2 separate regions of the Homo sapiens genome follow, and region 2 is linked to region 1. Evidence: chromatin contacts called from ENCODE Hi-C data. All regions are on one chromosome and are shown on one strand. The core of a region is the stretch at or near the end of the contact, and the rest is flanking DNA. Distances in the headings are between cores, read along the strand shown.

Region 1 (7,003 bases), core at 2,698-5,197:
ATGAGGGGAGGGTAAGGTGGGAAGGGTCCTCTTGCAATGCTGTCTCCCACTCCCTTGTCTGGGAATAACTCTGTTGCTCTTTTCTCACCTGTAACACAGTTGCCTTGGGGACAACCAGCAGGATGTCAGAGCCCCCATCAGCCTCCTCCAGGGTCACCAGTTCATCCATGGGCCTTGGCTCTCGGAACTGGAAAGGGGGGCTCTGCCCACACACCTGGCCCTGGCGGTTCACATATCGGAACTGGTAGAGCTGAGCTCCTGGTTTGGGCAGGTAGCTGGCTGTGGGAAGAAGAATGGACCCAGGACCCCAATAATCCACTGTCCTTGGCCCCAGCCCCTTGCTCGGTGTTCCATATACTGTTTCTTCTCTTCTCCACCTCCCACAGGCCATACTCTTCTCCCTCCTTTCTGCCTGTCCCTCTCCTTCCTTTCTTTCCCAAACCCACTGCCCCTCTATCATAATCATAATAATGCTAGTTACCATGTAGTGAGTGCGTACCATGTACCAGACACTGTGGTAACACTTTTTATTTTATTTTATCTTGAGACAGAGTCTTGCTCCATCGCCCAGGCTGGAGTGCAGTGGCGCGATCTTGGCTTGTTGCAACCTCTGCCTCCCGGGTTCAAGAGATTCTCCTGCCTCAGCCTTGTGAGTAGCTGGGACTACAGGCATGCACCACCACGCCTGGCCTGCAGCTTTCATTTTAAATCCTCGTAATGTCCCTATAAGCCAGGCATCCCCTTTTACTGTTAAGATAACCGACACAGGGAGGTTATGTAATTTGCCCAAGGCCAAACAGCTTGTAAGTGTTAGAGGTGAGATTTGAACCCAGGTCTTTCCCTCTTCTCACCACATAATTCTACCTTTCCCTCTTCCTTACTCCCCCATTTTTCCTTCTTTGGGTAGGACAGGGGACTAGATGCCCTCTGAAGTTCCTTCTGTTTCTATGTCCCTGATTCTGCGATAATCCCGTGATTCTCTATCCGCTGAGCGCTGTTGGATATATTCTCATTATATTTATTTTCGTTTATTTTTCCTTGTCCTTTGTGCCTAACTTTTAATGTTTCTGAGCCCACTACCTTCTTTCAAACCTCCACTCCCTTGGCTCCTCTCTCCCAATTTTCCATCTTCCCTTGTACCTTGGAACTGGACACTGGTGTGAATGGGGGAACCATCAGTTGTACTTTCAGGCACGGAAGACCACACAAATGTGTGGTAATCCCGAACACAGGCAGCCTCCACCTGTGAAAGCCCAAGGTTGGAGAAAGGTATGGTCATGGAACTACCTTCTATGGATGGAAGAAAGGGCTGAGGGGTTGAATAAGGGGGGCAGGATGGAGCTACAGTGGCAACAATGACAAGAGAAAGGGAAAGTGGAGGGACACTAATGTGTCAGTAAAGAACAAGGCTAAGATGGAGAAAATATGTGCTTTGGTTATACAGGCGGCCTCTGTCATCTGTGACATCTTTCTCTCTTCTTCTCTATCAACCTGAGGTTGAGAATCCAAGAGCCCAATCATTCCCCTTATTCCAACCAACTCACAGCCCATAAACCTAAGCCAAAAGGGGTTCCAGAGATACCTTGAAGATGCCAATCCAGTCACTGGCACTGGGCATGGTGCCTGGGGGAAGGGTGTAGTGACATTCCACCTTGGTGTTGGGGATGTAGGTCCGGGCTACATTGAGAAAGTTGACTCCACCACGGGATGGTGCCCGGCTTAGTGGTGATTCTTCCATCCTGGCCTTGAGATATCTGTCCTCCTATGAAAGAAAGGGTTGATAGCCTAAAGTCTTTCCAGTCCACCTCCTTCCCCCCACAGCTCCAGCACCACACACTCACAGCCCCTGCCACTACACCTGGAGATAAGGCATACCTGGTTTCTAGTCCCTGAGGGTTACGGGACATTTTTGAGGTATCACTCTTAGTCTCTAGGACGTAGGTCTGGCCTTCCAAGTCCGTCCCCATCCTGTCTCACACTGTACCCGCTCTGGCTCATAGACCCTTCTGAGGGTTCAGACTTCTCTAATTTTGCTCCCAAAAGGACACTGACGGGGACAGAGCCTGGGATACTGCGACTTGGTCGACAGCCTCCATTTCTCCATCCCATCTCCCACACATCCTGGCTCTTGAATACAAAATCCAACTGAGGTGTGGGGCCCTCTCATTGAGAGAGGTGTCCTTACCTACTCCTAAGCTTGTTGACCCAGCTGTATCCAGGAATGAGTTATGACATCAGAAAGCAGCAACTAATCTCTGAAAGGAATGGTTGAGTTTTCAGAGCTAGAATATGGCTGGGGGTCGAGGGGAACTGAGCCCAAATCCTTAGGCTCCTGAGCTCTCAGCTCTTTTCATCTCTCTGAGCTGCCTACCCCCATGAATTCTAGGGAAGCAGAAAGCTTCTGCTGGCATCCAAGAGACAAAGGGAAGGGGAGGATATAAGGAAAGACAGGTTCTGTCCCTTGACTTATTATTCCAGGAAGTCAAGAATTCTGGAGGCGGCAACTTCAAGGGTGGAGTGAGGCGCTTAGCAGGAACGTGGTGGGGGTGGGGAGATGGAATGTGGGGGCCTGGAGCCAGGAAAGCCCCACCCCAGGGCAGGGAACAGACTAGAAAGTGGGAAGTAAGGGGCCCCAAGAAGTGGAAATGTATATTTAACGTTGAGGAAAGGGGAGATAGTTCAAAAAGAACCTAACATTCTTCTCTCCAGACTGTGCCTGCAGCAGGACTAGAAACCTACTGGTTTCACTTTAGTATTTCTCTCCTCATTTTCTCTCTGCTCCCCTCAGCCTCCATCCTTCCATCTGTTTGTATTGGTAGCTGGAGACACACTACAGGATGGGGTTGAGAGGAAGGGGTGTTCCAAGTTAGCTGGGGAGAGTTAATTGGAAAATATGAGGGTGGGGTGAGGACAGATAACAATAATAACGATCAAAAGAACTCCTCAGTCCAGGGCTGTGAGATGGCCCTCTTATTCATCACTCCTTTCCAGCCCACTAATCTATTTCCTGTGTCACTCACAGCTGACATGTCCAACCAGCCATTGTCACTAGTCATATGCACGCCCCCAAACATCACAAACCCACACCAGGCTGAAGTCCAGGGGACAGGAACTTTAAAAGAAAACAGAAACTCAGTGGATAAAGGTGAGCCAGCAACACAAAAAGGAGCAACTTCTGTCCCCCAAATAGGTAGAACAAAAAGTTTTTTTTAATGTTCATCTCCCTGAAAAATTCCTGGTTGAAACTAATCCATGTTTTCTCCAAATGCAATTCTTCCAGCTTTCTAAGGGTGGGGGTAAATTGTCCCCAAAGATATACCTGGAGAACCCTAAAATACACCCCACAAAGAAAATCCGTAACAGCTGTAAACGTTCTTCATGTCCGAAAGAAAGTTTTGGGCACCTAAGATGTAGGTGTGTAGCCTGATTCAGATGTTCACATGATGGGGCGGAGAGCGGGTGTCCCATCCCCTACTCTGTAGGGCTCTAGAGTTCCTTGACATTCTACACCTTGGAAGGTCCCCCTTCCTCCCCAGGGATTCAGCGTCGTAAAGGCCTTTGGATTTGCGTAGGGGAGAGAGGGAAGACGTGTAGGGGACACGTCTTGCCTGGGAGCGAATAAGCAGATTTCAGCTCCCTTGAAGGGATCAGCTTTATAGAGACGCATTGAGAAGAAGGAGAGGACGACGAGGGGGCGCCCCCCACCCCCAATCAGAGTCCCCTTGAAACCAAGAACTCCCCAAACAGCGGGGGTGGCTTCTCCAGTACGGAAAGGGTTACAACCCAAACGCTCCTGTATTCCCCTTCGACAGTTCCCTTACGTTATCCTTCCCCAAACTGGAAAGTGGGGTGACCCTCCCCTCCCATAAGATCGCCCCCAATTAGGCCAAGTTTCTTACCCAACAGACGGATCAGCTGTTCCCCTCACCTTTCACCAACAACAAAAACAGCACTCCGACTTCTGGAGGGGAGGGAGAAGAGTGGGCGCGAGGGCTTCTGGGGTTTGTGGTTCTTCTGCGCCCTTTTGCCGCTGCGTGCTCGGATCTAGGACTATACATCCCAGAAGGCTGCGCGCAAGGAGGGCGGGGAAGAGGGCGTCCGTGACGGCGGCCTCACCGCGGCATCCTGGGAGGCGTAGTTCTCACTCCTATGACAGAAAACGAGGGTGTGGCCAGCAAAGGACTTCAAGGCCCATGATCCCTTAGGAGGGGGCCGGCTGCATTAGGGGTGGCTGCTGGTTTGTAACGTGCGTTGTTGGGGGCTGGGGAGGATTTACGGCTCTAAAGCCTTCCATATAACGCTTTAACGGTGGGCAGAGCGGTTTCTGTTGCGTCCCGTCCTGTACTTTTCGCACCCACCTGTGAGATAGGCGTTAAGCGTTATGCACGCTTTATAGATGTAGAAAGTGAAGTACGGTTAAGGAGGCGGTGTGAAGTGTCAAAGCTATGAAATGTAGAACTGCATTAGCCTTGGCTAATTCCACGTCATATATTCTTGCCACTACACCACAGCTACCCACCATTTTGGGGATGGGAAACTGATAGCTGGGGTATAGCAGTTTCTTCTTTACTTCAATCTCAGGGACAGACCTTGTAAGAATGATGTCTTCTGCACAGCTGACCATTTTTTTCCAACTTGAGGATTTCAGTGCTAAGGGGCCTGACCATATCCACATCTGGACTGGGCTCCCCCAGAGTGGCTTCTGGGTCTAGGAAGAGGATACAATTGACTGAGGTGGTGGTAGGAGCGGTGGAATGAGAAGAATGAAATTGAAAAGGGAGCTTGGCATAATTCAGGACCTGTCACAATTCACAAACAAGCCACTTATGGGGCCTGTTTGCCCAAGCCTTTTAAGTGGCTTAAATTAATTAGGATAACAATACATGTTGACGTTCCGGTTTTTATTTAGGAGAGGTGAAAGATTGACACGTCTCCCACACCCCAAGTCACGTTATAGACTTGGGCATCCTGTCCCCCCTCTCGCTATTCTCCATCCCTGTAGTCGGAGGCATTCAGAATTACCTCTTTCTCTGGCTCTGCATTAAAGGATTACAGTCTTAAGGATTGATTTCCTCTTCCTAGGTGCCTGCTTTAATTCTCTACTGCACTAAGTTATGGAGCTTCTGCCTTTTCCAAGTTTTTTGGTAGTGTTTTGCTTTTATGACTGAATGCGGTGTCTGCCCTCAGTGTCTTTCATCTGAAGATCTCCAGGCACTTAAAAATTAGTTACTGGGCTGCACAAACATTAAGGTGATGTGTCTGTGTCATTAGTCAGGATTTATGAGTTAGGGAACCAGTTTCTGGATGAGGAGGTAGCTCAAGGTCTGGAGTGGGTTAAGAGTGAGGTCTGTTCAAGGACCCAAGTCTCAAGAGTTCTTGGCTCTTGTCTTCCGCCCAAAATAAAGGTCTACGAGAAAACAGTCTCGGAGCTAAAAATGGTAACAACTTCCATTTCTTGGGTGCTTATGATCTGTTCAAACTATGCTAAGAATTTTCCCATTTAATACAACAGGCTTATGTAATACGCCTTGTTATTATCCCCATTTTACACATGATGAGATTGAGGCACAATTAATGACTTGCCTGGAGTCATCCAGCTAGTGAGTGGCAGAATCAAGATTTAAGCACAAGCAGTCACCATACTCCCAGTCCAGAAACTCTGGCATGTGATACTAACTCCCATTGTTCTAAGGAACAGTGCTGGTTCATTAACAGGAGACAAATGTTCACTGAGCATTTATGTGCTCAGTGCAAGGCACAAAGTAATGTGAAACAGATTCATTCAACAAATATGTGGCAGGTACTATGCTAGGTATTCAGTTACTTTTATTGAAAGAATGAATAGTAAATATTCATTATTTTAAAATAATATATGTAATTCATTATTTTAAAATAATAAATGTAATTCATTATTTTAATTATAGTCATTACTTTCAAATATTCAAGTATTTGAAGGATAGATTAAATTTGGATAGTTTGGCAAGATGGGGACTGGGGAGGGTAAGCTTCTTCTAGGCCAAAGCAAAGATTTGGAGGTGGGAATGGATAATGAGCCTAGAGTCACATAATAGCACATCAATTTCAACCTTTATTTATGTATTTAGGCAAACTCAGATTATTGGTAATGTCTGCCTGAAATGTTGTGTTGAGGATTCTGAGGAAAGAGTGCTGGGTAGTAATGTCTGCCATGTACTCCAGATGGAAAATGGCAGTTGTAGTGGATGGACTAATTGTTTGAAATTATTTCCTCTCTCATTCCTGCCCACTGCCATGTGACTTGCAGTATCTCCTGTAGAAGGAATAGATGTCTCATGTCATTGACTTTGGGCTTTGTCATGTTTCATAATTTGGCTGATGGGATGTGAACAGATGTGACTCATGCCATGTTTGAACACATGAGTTTCCACTTTCTTGTTCTTCTCTGCCACTAGAATGGGAATAATCCACATGAGAGTTGCTCCTTCTGCCTGGGCCTGGGAATGAGAAGACCTGTGGAGCTGAGCTACTGCTTACCCACAACCTGCATATACATAAATCAGAAGCCAGCACTGGTTGTTGTGAGTCGCTTAGATTTTGGGGTAGGTTGTGATTGCAGCAAAGCTGAATAAAAGCTACAGTTGGAGGCCAGGCGTGGTAGCTTGCTCCTGTAATCCCAGCACTTTGGGAGGCCAAGGTGGGCGGATCACTTGAGGTCAGGAGTTCAAGACCAGCCTGGCCAACTGGTGAAACCCCATCTCTACCAAAAATACAAAAATTAGCCAGGTATGGTGGCGCGTGCCTGTAATCCCGGCTACTTGGGAGGCTGAGGCAGGAGAATCGCTTGAACCCAGGAGGCAGAGGTTGCAGTGAGCCAGAATGGTACCACTGTTCTCCAGCCTGGGCAACAGAGTGACACTCTGTCTCAAAAAACAAAACAAACAACAACAACAACAACAACAACAACAAAAAGAAGCTACAGTTGGATAATTGGATAATGGAAGATAAAATTGGAAAGACAGACTTA
Region 2 (7,003 bases), core at 2,659-5,158, 410 kb before region 1:
ACTGCACTCCAGCCTGGGTGACAAAGTGAGACTCTGTCTCAAAAAAAAAAAAAGAATCTACTTCAGGAACCTAGGAAAAAGGTGAAAGTGGCCTGAACTGGTGGGGATGAAGAAAAAGAGACAGATTTGAGAGATTTAGGAATTAGCATAAACAAGATGTGAAGACTAATCAGACATTAGTAAAGGAAAGAGCAATACAACAGAAACACCTAGGTAATAATTACATCAGCTAATATGCTTACAATGTGCCAGCTCTGGACTAGGTGCCTCACATTAACTAATCAAGCCATTATGACAATCCTACAAGATAGGTATTGTTATCACTGCATTTATTTTTATTTTATTGAGACAGGGTCTTGCTCTGTGACCCAGGCTGGAGTGCAATATCACCATCACGGCTCGCTGCAGCCTCAATCTCCTGAGCTCAGGTATTCTTGCCTCGGCCTCCCGAGGAGCTGAGACTACGGGTGCACACCATCATGCCCAGCTAATTTTTAAATTTTTTGTAGAGATGGGGTTTCAGTGTGTGTGTGTGTGTGTGTGCGTGTGTGTGTGTGTGTGTGTGTGTGTGTTAAGACGGAGTCTCACTCTGTCACCCAGGCTGGAGTGCAGTGGTGTGAACTCGGCTCACTGCAACCTCTACCTCCTGGGTGCAAGCAATTCTTGCACCTCAGCCTCCTGAGTAATTAGGATTACACACGGAGTTTCACCACATTGGCCAGGCTGGTCTCGAACTCCTGACCTCAAGTGATACACCCGCCTTGGCCTCCCAAAGTGCTGGGATTACAGGCATGAGCTTCCGCGCCCAGACTATCACTGCATTTTTAGATGAGAGAACAAAGGTGTGAAGAGGCTAATTAATATGAACAAGGTAATCTAAGTAGAAAGTAGCAGTCAGGATTCAACCATCTATCTACCCCAGAACCTATACTCAAACCACTTTTTCCTGAATGAGTAATATGATCATTCCTTAAAGTGAACCATCCAGAGAAGCAGATTTGGAGAGAGAAATAAAGAGACTGGATTTGAGCATGCTGAATATATGAAGTCTGCGAAATATTCAAGCAGGATAATTTGGCAAACACGTGAACACCAGGTCTGATGCATCAACTGGAAATCTAGCCCCAAGAACACCAACATTTAAGGGACATCAGGAAGAGGAGCCACCAAAAACCCTGAGAAGCAGCAGCCACAGAAGTAGGAGACAAGGAGCCTGGGAATGAATGGCTTTTCAACAAACTGATATTCAACTTCACACACACAGGCATGCCCATTAAACTGTACTGAAGTACCAAAGATCAAAGCTTGACAGCACATGTGTTGGAAAACAGGCACTCCCATACACTGCTGGTGGGACCATATACATGTACCATTTTGACAGAGGGCTATTTGGAACAGCTCACAAAATTACAGATGAACATACCCTCTGAGCCAGCAACTTAATTTCTAGGAATTTATCCTACAAATGGTAATGGTATTAATAAAAATATTAAGTAACCCTTTTTTTTTTTTTGAGACAAGGTCTCACTCAGTGCCACTGCACTGGCACAATCTTGGCTCACTACAACCTCCACCTCCCAGGCTCAAGTGATCCTCCTATACATAAGCCTCCCAAGTAGCTGGGAATAAAGGTGCATGCCACCATACCCAGCTAATTTTTGTACTTTTCTTGTAGAGAAAAGAACATGGTTTCGCCATGTTCCCCAGGCTAGTCTCAAACTACTAAGCTCAAGCAATCTGCTGGCCTCAGCCTACCAAAGCGCTGGGATTATAGGCGTGAGTCACTGTGCCTGGCATAAATAACCCTTAAAGGAATTAATATGTGCCATTAATAGGTCCAGGTGCAGTAGCTGTAATCTCAGCACTTTGGGAGGCCAAGGCAGGCCTGAGGTCAGGAGGCCAGACCACCCTGGCCAACATGGTGAAATCTCATCTCTACTAAAATACAAAAAGTTAGCTGGGCGTGGTGGCACATGCCTATAGTACCAGCTACTCGGGAGGCTGAGGCAGGGGAACTGCTTGAACCAGAGAGGCGGAGGCTGCAGTGAGCCGAGATCGCACCTCTGCACTCCAGCCTGGCAACACAGCAAGACTCCGTCTCAAAAAAAAAAAAAAAAAAAAAAAGAAAAAGAAAATGAGCCGGGCGCGGTGGCTCACGCCTGTAATCCCAGCACTTTGGGAGGCCAAGGCGGGCACATCATCTGAGGTCGGAAGTTCAAGACCAGCCTGACCAACATGGAGAAACCCTGTCTCTACTAAAAATACAAAATTAGCTGGGCGTGGTGGCACATGCCTGTAATCCTAGCTACTCGGGAGACTGAGGCAGAAGAATCGCTTGAACCTGGGAGGTGGAAGTTGCAGTGAGCTGAGCACGCCACTGCACTCCAGCCTGGGCAACAAGAGTGAAACTCCATCTCAAAAAAAAAAAAGAAAATGAAACCAGGTAGTGTAGCTCCACTCCTACAAGTGCAAAGTGGATGACCTATGTAGGAGATTATTCAGTGCAACCTTATATCTGATCTTGCTGAGCTTCAGGTAAAAGCTCAGAAGTGGTAATGCCATGAGGTGGGGGCAGGGAGCAGGTTCACCTAATCAAGCCAGAAAGCAAGGCAAGTTACTAGAGATGAAATGGAAGTACTTTTTCCATAGTGTTCCTGGGAAGGGCAAGGAAGGGAACCTGACATTTATTGAGCATTTGAGTTCTATAATAAGGACTAAAAATTTCATATGATTTAGGATATACAGCTCTCGTGGAGACAGCCTGAATAAAAGTCTTTTGAAGAACACCCCAAGGTAAAGGGGTGTTGACTCATTTTCCAGGATCTGCAGACTGTGACCCAGGAAACCCTTTGCCATGCCTCACCAAATGTTGATGCATCTCTTCCACACTTGCTCCCGGTGATGGATGAAGGCAGTTCTTGTGCCATGGTCCAGCCTTCCAGGGGTCTTTAGGGGATCCTTTGTCAGTTGTAGGACAGGAAGATTGATCCACTATAGCACAAAAGTGAGGAGTGTGACGGTGATTCAGTCTCTTCCCAAATCTTTAATTCCGTGCCATCTCCAACCCACCGCTGGGCTAAGTATAAGAGATTCCAGAGGTCTGTTTCCCATTTCCACAAAGCTAACACTTGTGAGAATGGGAAACAAGTCTTAGCTCCCGTATCTGTGCAACTAGAATAATATTTCATAGGGTTGCTGTGATTATGAAACCATATGACATTTTTAGAAAACACCTGACTCAGCCTCTTTCTTACATAGCAAACGCTCAATAAATGTCAGTTTCCCTTCCTTGTCCTTCCCAGGAACACCATGGAAAAAAGTTCCATGTTGTATCCTTCTGATCCTCCCCAGATACTGTCCCCAACTTTTAGATAGTTCTCCCGCATCCTCACACTCCCTAGATTCTCCCTCATTCTCTCCATTCCCTCTAGGCCTCCTCCACAGCTCCTTAACCGTTCCCCCGTTATACTCCAATCCCAGTCCTAAAACAGATTCCAGCCCTTCTAGCCTCCTGCCGGGGCCAAGCTGTTTCCACTCCGCCAGACTCTGTGACCCTGCCCCTGTCACACTGCCTCCTTTCCCCAGTAGTCCCCGACTCCGCCCCCATGCCTGTAGGTCCCCTCCCTCCTCGCCCTGGCCACCTGGCCCCGGAAGTCGGGGGGCGGGCTCTCATAGCTACTGCCCGTCACCAGCTCGTTATTGTGCTCATATAGGGTGACTTGACCCCGAGGCGGTGGAGGAGGGAACAACCCCAGAGAGCACATCTTGCCGGTTCGCAGGACGTCTGCAGTCGGCAAACTCCTGGCCGGAACGGCACAGACCGCACTCCCGCAACTCGGTTCCCGGGCTAGATTCGTATGCGGACGGGTACCGCAAGGGACAAACGGCGAGGCGGAACTCAACGGAAGTGAAGAAAAGACTAACGGGAAAGAAGGACGAGTACGCGGTCCCGGGACAGACCTCCAAAGCTTCTTCCTGCGCCCCCTGGCGGCCGGAGGGGGAGCAGCGCGGACACGTCCCCCGGCCAACCGTTGGTTACCAGGCTGGAGTGGGGTTTTTTTCTGTTGTTTTCCATGAGACTACTGTTTTTCCCAGCTCCGAATTCCCGAACACCTTCTCCCACTCACTATCTTAGCGCTTAGAAAGCCCGAAATAAGCCACATTCAGGGAAGTACCAAATTAATCCTCCCAGGCCTGTGGATCACCCAGAGGAAAATACAGGCTATGTCACAGGCAGCTGGCTGGAAAGCTGAGGGAAAAGCCTCAGAGAGGAGGAACAGTGCTGCACCCACACGGTTAGGCGTCCTGGAAAGGGAGGTGGGGACGGTTGGAAAACTAACATTTCCTGCCAGGCGCGGTGGCTCACGCCTGTAATCCCAGCACTTTGGGAGGTCGAGGTGGGTGGATCATCTGAAAGGAGTTCGCAGACTAGCCTGGCCAACATGCTGAAAACCCCATCTATACTAAAAATACAAAAATTAGTCGGGCGTGGTGGCGGGCACCTGTAATCCCAGCTAATCGGGAGGCTGAGGCAGGAGAATCTCTTGAACTCCGGAGGGGGAGGTTGCAGTGAGCCAAGATCGCACCATTGCACTCCAGCCTGGGTAACAAGAGGGAAACTTCGTCTCAAAAAGGAAAACTTTATTTTATTTTATTTTTTTGAGAGACAGGGTCTCGCTCTATTGCCCAGGATGAAGGCAGTGGTGCTATCTCAGCTCACTGCAACCTCTGCCTCCCCGGTTCAAGCGATTATCCTGCCTCAACCTCTGGAGTAGCTGGGATTACAGGCATGCTTCACCACGCCCAGCTAAGTTTGTATTTTTAGTAGAGACGAGGTTTTACCATGTTGGCCAGGCTGGTCTCAAACTCCTGACCTCAAGTGATCTGCCTGCTTTGGCCTCCCAAATTGCTGGGATTACAGGCCTGAGCCACCTTGCCGGGCTGCAAAACTATTTCCTGAGCACTTGTTACGATAAGTGCTTTTATAATCTTTACAACCCCATAAGGTGGGTGCTGTTCTGTCACCATGAGGAAAGTGAGTCACAGAGAGATTGGACCTAGATACACCCAAACCAGTTATTCTCACTTAAGAATAAAAGTAAGGCTGGGTGTGGTAGCTCACACCTGTAATCCCAGCACTTTGGGAGGCCGAGGCTGATCTCTTGAGCCCAGGAGTTCAAGACCAGCTTGGGCAAAATAGCAAGACCCTGTATCTACAAAAAATTCAAAAGTTAGCCAGCGTGGTGGTGGCAAGCGTCTTTAGTCCAGCTACTCAGAAGGCTGAGATAGGAGAATCCAGACTACAATGATCCAAGATAGCACCACTGCACTCCAGCCTGGGTCAAAGAGCGAGACCCTGTCAAGCAAGCCAGAGAGAAAGAGCCGGGCGCGGTGGCTCACGCCTGTAATCCCAGCACTTTGGGAAGCTGAGGTGGGCTGATCCCCTGAGGTCGGGATTTCGAGACCAGCCTGACCAACATGGAGAAACCCCATCTCTACTAAAAAATACAAAACCAGCCAGGCATTGTGGTGCATGCCTGTAATCCCAGCTACTCGGGAGGCTGAGGCAGGAGAATCCCTTGAACCTGGAAGGCGGAGGTTGCAGTGAGCAGAGATCGCGCCACTGCACTCCATCCAACCTGGGCAACAAGAGCGAAACTCCGTCTCAAAAAAAAAAAAAAACAAAAAACAAAACAAAACAAAAAAAAATGGGAGGGAAGGGAGAGGGAGAAAGAAAGGAAAGAAAGAAAGAGAATGGGGGCCCCTCTTACAGACTTTGGAAAAAACATTGAATTCTTTGAGTCTCACTTTTCTCATTTGCAGTGTCCTAATTATTTCATATGGTTGTTTTCCATACAAAATAATAAAATGAAGCTATTTAATAAATTTTAAAGTGCTAAACAAATGTCAGAGGTTAATAGCTATAACTGTGCCATCAACTAGGTGACCTTGGTCAGAGTTCATTAACAAATGTTAAGTGATTTGAAGATGTAGAAGGCTGTCCCCACTCCCAAGAGCTACCAGTCTCATTGAATAATCTAGGGGGCATTTAGTTCTAGTATTCTGGATTCCGTGTCTGCCCTTCTTTTTCACCTGAAAAATTCCCCCCAAGAGAGTTATTACCAGGTCAGAAAACAAAGGGCTCCAGAGTCTCCTGAAAATGCACTTCACCTGAGAAGGCAAGTGGATCTCCTCTAATCTAGTACTTCTCAACTGTTAAGGGACATAGGAATCACCTGAGCATCTCCTAAGGTGGCGCTCAGAGGCTATAGTTCCAAAGAATCCCCAGCTGATACTGCACAGACCACATTTTAAGTAGCAAGGCTCTAACCTAGCGGTCCCCAACTTTTTGGCACCAGGTTTAGTGGAAGACAGTTTTTCCAGGGGGAGCGGGGGAGGGAATGGTTTGGGGATGAAACTGTTACACCTGAGATCATCAGGCATTAGTTGGATTCTCATAAAAAGCGGGCAACCTAGGTCCTTCACGTGCGCAGTTCACAACAGAGTTCGCGCTACTATGAGAATCTAATGCCGCTGATCTGACAGGAGGCGGAGCTCAGCTTGCTCAGCTCGTCTCCGGCTGTGCGGTTCCTTTACAGGCCACCGACACGACGGGCCGTGGCGCGACCCCTGCTCTAACCTTTTCCCATAGCCCCATTTAATTTCCTATGTGAGTTCACCGTCACCTGGGAAGTCACAGAAAGCTTGAAGAACATAAGGTATACACTGGGGATGGTTTGGGGAACCTGGCTGGGAAAGCCTCCCTGAGAAGGGGAAGTGGGCAGGTTTGAGGGAGAGGAAGTCGGTGACTGACAGATTAGTGGAGAGCACTGAGGACCCACGATAGTTTCCGTTTGTACCTTAGTCGTAACACCATCCAAACCCAGATACCCCTAGGAAAAATCACTCCGGCCTGCAACTTGCATCCTTCGATGAAACCTCGATTTTCACCATCAGGTTATAATGATCGGTTAGGTGCCTGCTTCTTACCCTGTAAGGTGAA

Evidence for each region. Hi-C counts contacts between places; a loop is a spot of excess contacts on that map. Pooled maps may share reads with other maps.
Region 2: a map of gastrocnemius medialis shows a loop between it and region 1 (5-fold over the local background). The contact joins the promoter of AAAS here to the promoter of CALCOCO1 in region 1. A Hi-C loop is called at or near these places in 3 of 168 maps with a recorded cell type or tissue (gastrocnemius medialis and naive thymus-derived CD4-positive, alpha-beta T cell), 3 of 37 single-sample maps with no recorded cell type and 16 of 50 pooled maps.

The regions. Positions count from the first base shown.
Region 1 is chr12:53,723,505-53,730,507 of GRCh38, forward strand. CALCOCO1 (calcium binding and coiled-coil domain 1) reads right to left here and starts at 3,948. Exons shown (of 15, transcript NM_020898.3): 1 at 3,900-3,948; 2 at 1,583-1,762; 3 at 1,141-1,243; 4 at 89-279. The coding sequence starts at 1,738. It overlaps LOC105369774 (a long non-coding RNA gene), which reads left to right and starts at 3,075. Exons shown (of 3, transcript XR_944973.3): 1 at 3,075-3,145; 2 at 6,432-6,578. RefSeq lists enhancers at 1,524-2,723, 4,041-4,100.
Region 2 is chr12:53,317,702-53,324,704 of GRCh38, forward strand. It overlaps AAAS (aladin WD repeat nucleoporin), which reads right to left and starts at 3,909. Exons shown (of 16, transcript NM_015665.6): 1 at 3,642-3,909; 2 at 2,864-2,991. The coding sequence starts at 3,764. RefSeq lists enhancers at 2,448-2,537, 3,756-3,945, 4,026-4,075, 6,088-6,821.